Linked DNA regions of Mus musculus: region 2 is linked to region 1. Evidence: chromatin loops called from intact Hi-C (ENCODE). Cell type or tissue: left cerebral cortex. All regions are shown on one strand. Links, peaks and the distances in the headings refer to the core of each region. The heading gives the core; the rest is flanking DNA.

Region 1 (3,108 bases), core at 1-2,500:
AAAACCCTGAAACCACGATCAGGGGACTATCTGCCTACAAAATATCCCTCTCAAATATCCCAGGGCAACAATCAGTTTTTCACACTTAATGTTGCACAACTGAACACAGCAATGAAAATTTTTCTGCTCTCTTGTCTGTCTCAAAAGTAAAGAAAACATCTCCAGGTGAAGCAGGAACTTTGATCCGTTCAGATAATCACAGCCTTGCTCATCCACGGCTCTGCCATGAAGTCTCCTACTTCAGCCCTCTCCTGGATTCTAAAGCATGCTTGTCTCCACACTTGCTTCGGATCAAAGCAAAAGGGAAGACTATCCAGGAGAGCCTTGGAGCTTTTTACACCGGAACAAAACTGCCCTCAATTACAGAGAGTGTCTTCATTACCTTTCTGTTTTCTCCCAACTAGGATTAGCAGTGAAACAGCTCCTAATTAAGGCTGAACAGCTCTGAAGAACAGTAACTTTAAAAGTGAACTTCCACTTTAATTACACATAGAAATACCGGCGGCAAAGGCATTTGCTCCCCTCAAATTCCCCTATCAAAACTAAGAGCAATCATTCTCAACCCTGGAGACAGACAAACATTTTAAAGACAAGTGTTTGAAAGTGGACCTTCAAGACTCTAATGTAAGCATGCTATGTGATAGTCCTGTCCTGCCAGGATGAGTGTTTCATTAGCGCCTCAGGGTGCAAAAGGGGGTGGGGGGGTGTTGGTCCAAAATCCTAACTGCTGAAATAGAAAAGAATCAACGGAACGAGAATCCGGTTGGACTAGAAAGAGTAAGAAAAAAAGAGAGAGATGCTAGCGTGGGACATGGTGGCCCTCACCGGATGTTCAAAGCGAGATGAATTTTAGAAGTTGGAGAAAGGAATTTCTGTGTGTGGCCCACGCTGGAGAACAGACCGTCAGCACGCGGCTGGACAGGCCCCTCAGGCCGGACCAGCGGCTCCATGGATGCGGCCCCGGAGCTGGACCGTGAGCGAGTAGTGGGGACGGGGCTGTCATCGCTTACCCAGGTGCAGCGTGAGGTTGATGGAGTTGGGGTACTGCACCCCGGCCAGCATAGTCTGGCTTTGCCACCAGGTGGTGTCGGCCTGGTTGTTGTAGTCGGTCAGGAAGGCTGCCCCGTGTTGCAGGTGCTGCTGGCCGGCGTCGCACAGGTGACAGGACTTAGTGACTCCGGTCACCCCAGTCTGCACGCAGTACTCCTCGGGCGGAGTCCCACACGTGTTGGTAGCCACCACGGTCACATTGAAGGCGGCATTAACAAACTCCGGCATGCAGCGCTGCGGCCGCCCGCCCTCATCCGCGCACTCGTCCATGGCCGCCCGGACACAGCCCGCCACAGCCGCCAGCACAGCCAACAGCGGCCACAGCCGCCCCCGGGGCTGCAGGGCCAGCGCGGCCCGCCCGCCGCCCGTCATCCCGCTGCGCGCGGGCCCTCGGCAAAGGCTGGGGTGCCGCGCTGCACTCGCCTAGCGGCGTATCCCGAGGCCGATCCTCCGCTGCGGGCCGAGGCCGGGCTGTGGACCGGGCTGGAGGCCGAGAGCCGGACGCAGAGCCGATGGGTGGGCGTCCGAGCCAAGATCGCGCTGCCTCCGCTACCTCCCGGTGCGCAGCCTGCACTGTGCGCCGACCCCCGACTTCCGAGCGCGCACTCGAGAGCGCGCCCCAGGAGGAAGGAGAAGGGGGTGGGGTCTGCCCGGCGGGGTGGGATCTGGCGGTGGAGAAAACCCAAGGCCGGCCTCCTCGGCAGCTCACGCGGGCCAGGAGCTGCTCCCCGCCCTACGCGTCCTCCCCAGCGACTCCCGGCGGCGGCGGGGGCGGCCTGGAGGGCGGTGGGCCAGAGAAGCGAGATGGGAGGGGCGGGAGCCAGAGGACCGGGCGCGAGGTGGGCGGGGCGGTGGAGTAGGAGGGTGGGGTGCGAGGAGGGCGGGACCGGCAGCAAAAGGGAGGGGGGCGCGAGATGGAAGAGGCAAGGGGTCAAGTGGGAGGACTTCTGGATGGGCGTGACTAGAGGTGGGCTGGGCGAGGGGGTAAGAGGGAGGGGCCCAAGGTGGGCGGAGAGGGAGCGTGAGTGAGGGAAGGAGGGCGGGGCGTGGGGTGTGGGGTGCTGGGCAGTGCATGCTGGGAGGGTAGGGGCTTCGGTGGGTTGGGAACCCTCATCCAGGTCTTGTACCTTAGAGGATCTTGCCCTGGAGGGTATGAGGCTAAGAGGAGGTTCTTAAAGGGAGACGCAGGTGGGTGAGGTGGCCCGGAATCTGTGTTTTTGACTTCATGAGGACTTGGACCCTGGCCCAACCAGATGTCAGTCCTTACGGTATAGCTCAGCCACTACCTGACTCTGGAGCCTGAACACAGCGCAACGGTGCGGTGGCCTGCGTGACCTCGCCCTCCCCAGCCGTCCCGGGCATTGCCTCCTGTATCCCGGGGCAAGCCCTGCCCACGCTGAGGGGAGAGATCCCGAGGTGTCCAAGGGACTGGATCCCTGTGGAACACAGGGCTCGATCTCAGCTTCAGAGTCAATTTTGTGATTTCCTTGCTCTAAATTAAAATGTGACTGTCATTTAACCGGGCAAGGAAGGAAGTGAGAAGGCTGGGAATGGAATGACATTTTCCCCTGGATACGCAGACCTGCTTTGAAATTCTTCCACTCTGTTGTTTGTGTGTCCTAGCTTGCCTTTAAAAGACTCGAAATTATCTGGATTCTGACATCCTCCTCTTCGGACCTGCTGAGTCACAGAATATTGTCAGTGCCAGAATGACTCAGTTCCCAGAGCCCGAGCCAAAAGATCATGCGTTTTAGTCTCAGATCAGAACTACCTGCAGTGCTGATAGGACCAGCAGACAGGGGAAGGGAGGGTGCTGTAAAAATGAACCAGCTGAGAGCCGGGCTTGGCAGCACACTGTGCTAATCCCAACCCAAGATGCAAAGCAGACCAGCAAAGTGTAAGCTCCGGATCAGTAGTCTTTTTAAGATAATGATACTGATAGCTACAAGATGGCCCAGTGGGTAAAAGCACCTGCCACCAAGCTTGGTGACCTGAGTTCAATCTCCAGGAACCACATTCTGATTTCCACACCTGCACCATGAGACTTGTGGGCGCGCG
Region 2 (2,842 bases), core at 46-2,545, 150 kb before region 1:
TCTGCTGTGCCTTCCTTTTCCCTCGATCAGGTGTTTTATCGACTCTTCTCCCTGACTCAGTCCTGACAGGAAGAGAGCCGGTGTTTCGGGGCGTGACTCACCTGTGAACAAGGAGGACCCAACCCTCCGAGGCAGACAAACACTCAGCGCATGCCGAGCAGTAAACCCGCTCGCTGCGGCCCCGGGCTCCCCCCTCCGCAACCGGGGAGCACACCTGGCCCCGCCGAGGGCGTGGTACTGAGGCTGCGGTCCAGAGATCCTTCTGGAATGTGCCATATCCCCTCCCTCCACCCGCACCCCGCTACACACAGCCGTTCTCTCCCGGGGTGGTCCTGGGCAGAACTCAGGTTGTAGATATCAGCCACCCCTTCCTCAAAACCGGAGGGGGCGAGGGAGTCTCAAGGGCACAGACATCCATTCCAGTCACAGTTGGACGCCCCTTCCACTCTAGTCTAAAACACAGGCAAATTAACCAGGCTGAGGGGCCCAACAGGATCGATCCTCTTCACTCTCAGGGTAACTTTTATTCTGAGATACAGCACGTATACATACCTCTGATTTTACTCACTTCTAAGCACACACACACACACACACACACACACACACACACACACACACACCAGGGTGACCCAAAGGTTGCTCTCCTGGGTCTATCTACCCCCTTAACCTTGAACTAGCAAACTCATTAAGCAAACTCATTAAACTGTTACGAACTAGTTCACAGTTGATATTCAACAAGCCTTCTGCTCATAAGAGAAAAGGTTTCTTAGTCTTTTAACATCTCAGAGCATATTTTTCACGACATTCTCTCTGGCCCCGCTAGAAAATAACGTTAAGAGGGATAGTGCCAGCCAAGCCCGGTGTTAGCTGAAGTGAGTAACACCAAGTGGGGGAGGGGATGCAAATCTTGGCTTATCCCACACTGTCCTGGGAACTTCTCCTACAGTGAATAATGCAGAAGTGACTGTCAGAGAAGGCTCTTAAATCCTGCTATAGACTTAGGATTTACTAGTATTTATGTAGACACAACGTATCCATTACAACCAATAACCACTTCTTTTCCTCATGGTAAGGACAGCAGAGGCCCTAAATAAATACCTAGTCACTGACTAAATGAATGACTGTACCATAGATAGTTCCGTAGCTTAACACTCTAAGATAACTAACAACGTAATCCATACATATTGTCAAAGGGTGTGAGAACTCCCATTTCTAAGTGTGATAGTGACCAGTGTAGGCTGACCAGGAGAGATGTGGCTGGCTTTGTACAGAACATGGAGTCTGAACTAGATACCTAGTTCTAACCAGGAAGTAGACAAAGCATTGAAGAGCAACAGAGGCAAGATAGGGTACTGCAGACAAGCCGACATCTCTAAAATCTAGCGCAAAATGAGCAACAGAATGGATATTCTAATTTTCTTAACCTAGACTCAACTCTCTTCTGCTCTGTCCAAATAATGTGGAGATTCTTCTCACTCAGAATCAGTGCCCAGCTACTGCTAACACTTCAGTTCCTTGAGAGCAGGCATCTATAATTTTTTTCTTCCAGTAGCAGCTATGCGGTGGACAGAGAGAGAGGGGGAGAGGGAGAGGGAGAGGGAGAGGGAGAGGGAGAGGGAGAGGGAGAGGGAGAGGGAGAGGGAGAGGGAGAGGGAGAGGGAGAGGGAGAGGGAGAGGGAGAGAGAGAGAGAGAGGGAGCACACTTGTTTCTGAGTGCTATGATCCTTGCATATCTACCATCCACTAACTGAAAATATTGATACTTCTTGTTTTAGAAAAGTCCAGGTACACAGTGTTGGAGGAGCAGGGCATAGGGCCCTGCAAAATCAAACCTTAAAGGCAAAATTTGTTTTTTAGCACAGATTTTCATTGTCTATCATATCTCAAATGCTTTCATTTTCATCTGCTACCCTCTTTAGTGATAATAATAGTAACAAAGAGACCTATCTGTCATTTATTGCTGGCATAAATAAGTCTGGCATACATAGTAGTCCTTTTAACATTCAATAGAACCCTGTAAATGAGGTATAGTACCAATGTCCCTATGCCACAGGCCAGGAAAGGTTAGGCAGCATGCTAAGAATGGCAAAGCCAAGATGCAAAGCCAGGCAATCTGGCTTCGCACTTCATAGCACTTTGATAGTCAGATTAAAAAGTGCCGTAGAGAAAGATAAGCTCACAATACTGAACGAGCTGAGTGCAATCTAAGGTTAGTCATCAACAGCCATCAAGGTATGGCCAACATCCATCACAGCAGGGCAAGACTGTGGACTCTTGGCATTCATCCAGGAAACCAAGTCACATAGGACTCTGCACAAATGCTTGTGATTTCCCCAAGATGTTAGATCTGAAAAAACCCACTAGTCACTTGGGCAGAGGGAGTCAGAAGGCAGCAGGCATCTTGGGTCCAGATCAATCAGTGCCTCATTTCTGTGGACAGTGCAGGATCCTACACCATCAGTAGGCACTCTCCTGTTGGACTCCATATCTCATTCTTCACCCATGTAAACAATCCCTCACCTTGGGCTTGAGTCCTCTGCTCGGGCCTCATGCCTTTTATTCAGAAGGCTTCTCCAGTGCATCACTGGATCTAAAAGGACTCCAGGGGTCAAAGCCAAGGCTCTGTGTCCCCATTCCAAATCCCACACTTGTCATTATCAAGGCAAGTTATTTGGGTTTCTTTGAGCTATGGTTTCTTCTAGAAAATGGGGAAAATGATAAAATACACATCTAGTAGGGTTGTTGAGAAGTGCAGATGAGTTAATGACAGAGCTAGGAACAGCCCAGGCACACACTCTATTCCATGCCCTACAATAATATACTCACTGTTGCAACCATTAGT

Evidence for each region. Peaks named below come from ENCODE experiments on the same cell type or tissue, not always from the same donor. Only the 100,000 strongest peaks of a DNase experiment are listed, where the experiment ranks them.
Region 2: a loop joins it to region 1, with 1.8 times the contacts of the local background. A loop is called at or near these places in 2 of 42 quality-filtered maps.

What each region holds. Positions count from the first base shown.
Region 1 is chr1:153,331,118-153,334,225 of GRCm38, forward strand. It overlaps Lamc1 (laminin, gamma 1), which reads right to left and starts at 1,669. Exons shown (of 28, transcript NM_010683.2): 1 at 1,011-1,669. The coding sequence starts at 1,422. In left cerebral cortex, for the core only: a CTCF peak has its summit at 1,071 (motif pointing right); DNase peaks (open chromatin) are centred at 311, 1,167 and 1,840; H3K4me3 peaks cover 2,500 bases; H3K27ac peaks cover 1,723 bases.
Region 2 is chr1:153,186,040-153,188,881 of GRCm38, forward strand. Lamc2 (laminin, gamma 2) reads right to left here and starts at 408. Exons shown (of 24, transcript NM_008485.3): 1 at 215-408; 2 at 1-62. In left cerebral cortex, for the core only: a CTCF peak has its summit at 1,340; a DNase peak (open chromatin) is centred at 46; H3K4me3 peaks cover 387 bases; H3K27ac peaks cover 172 bases.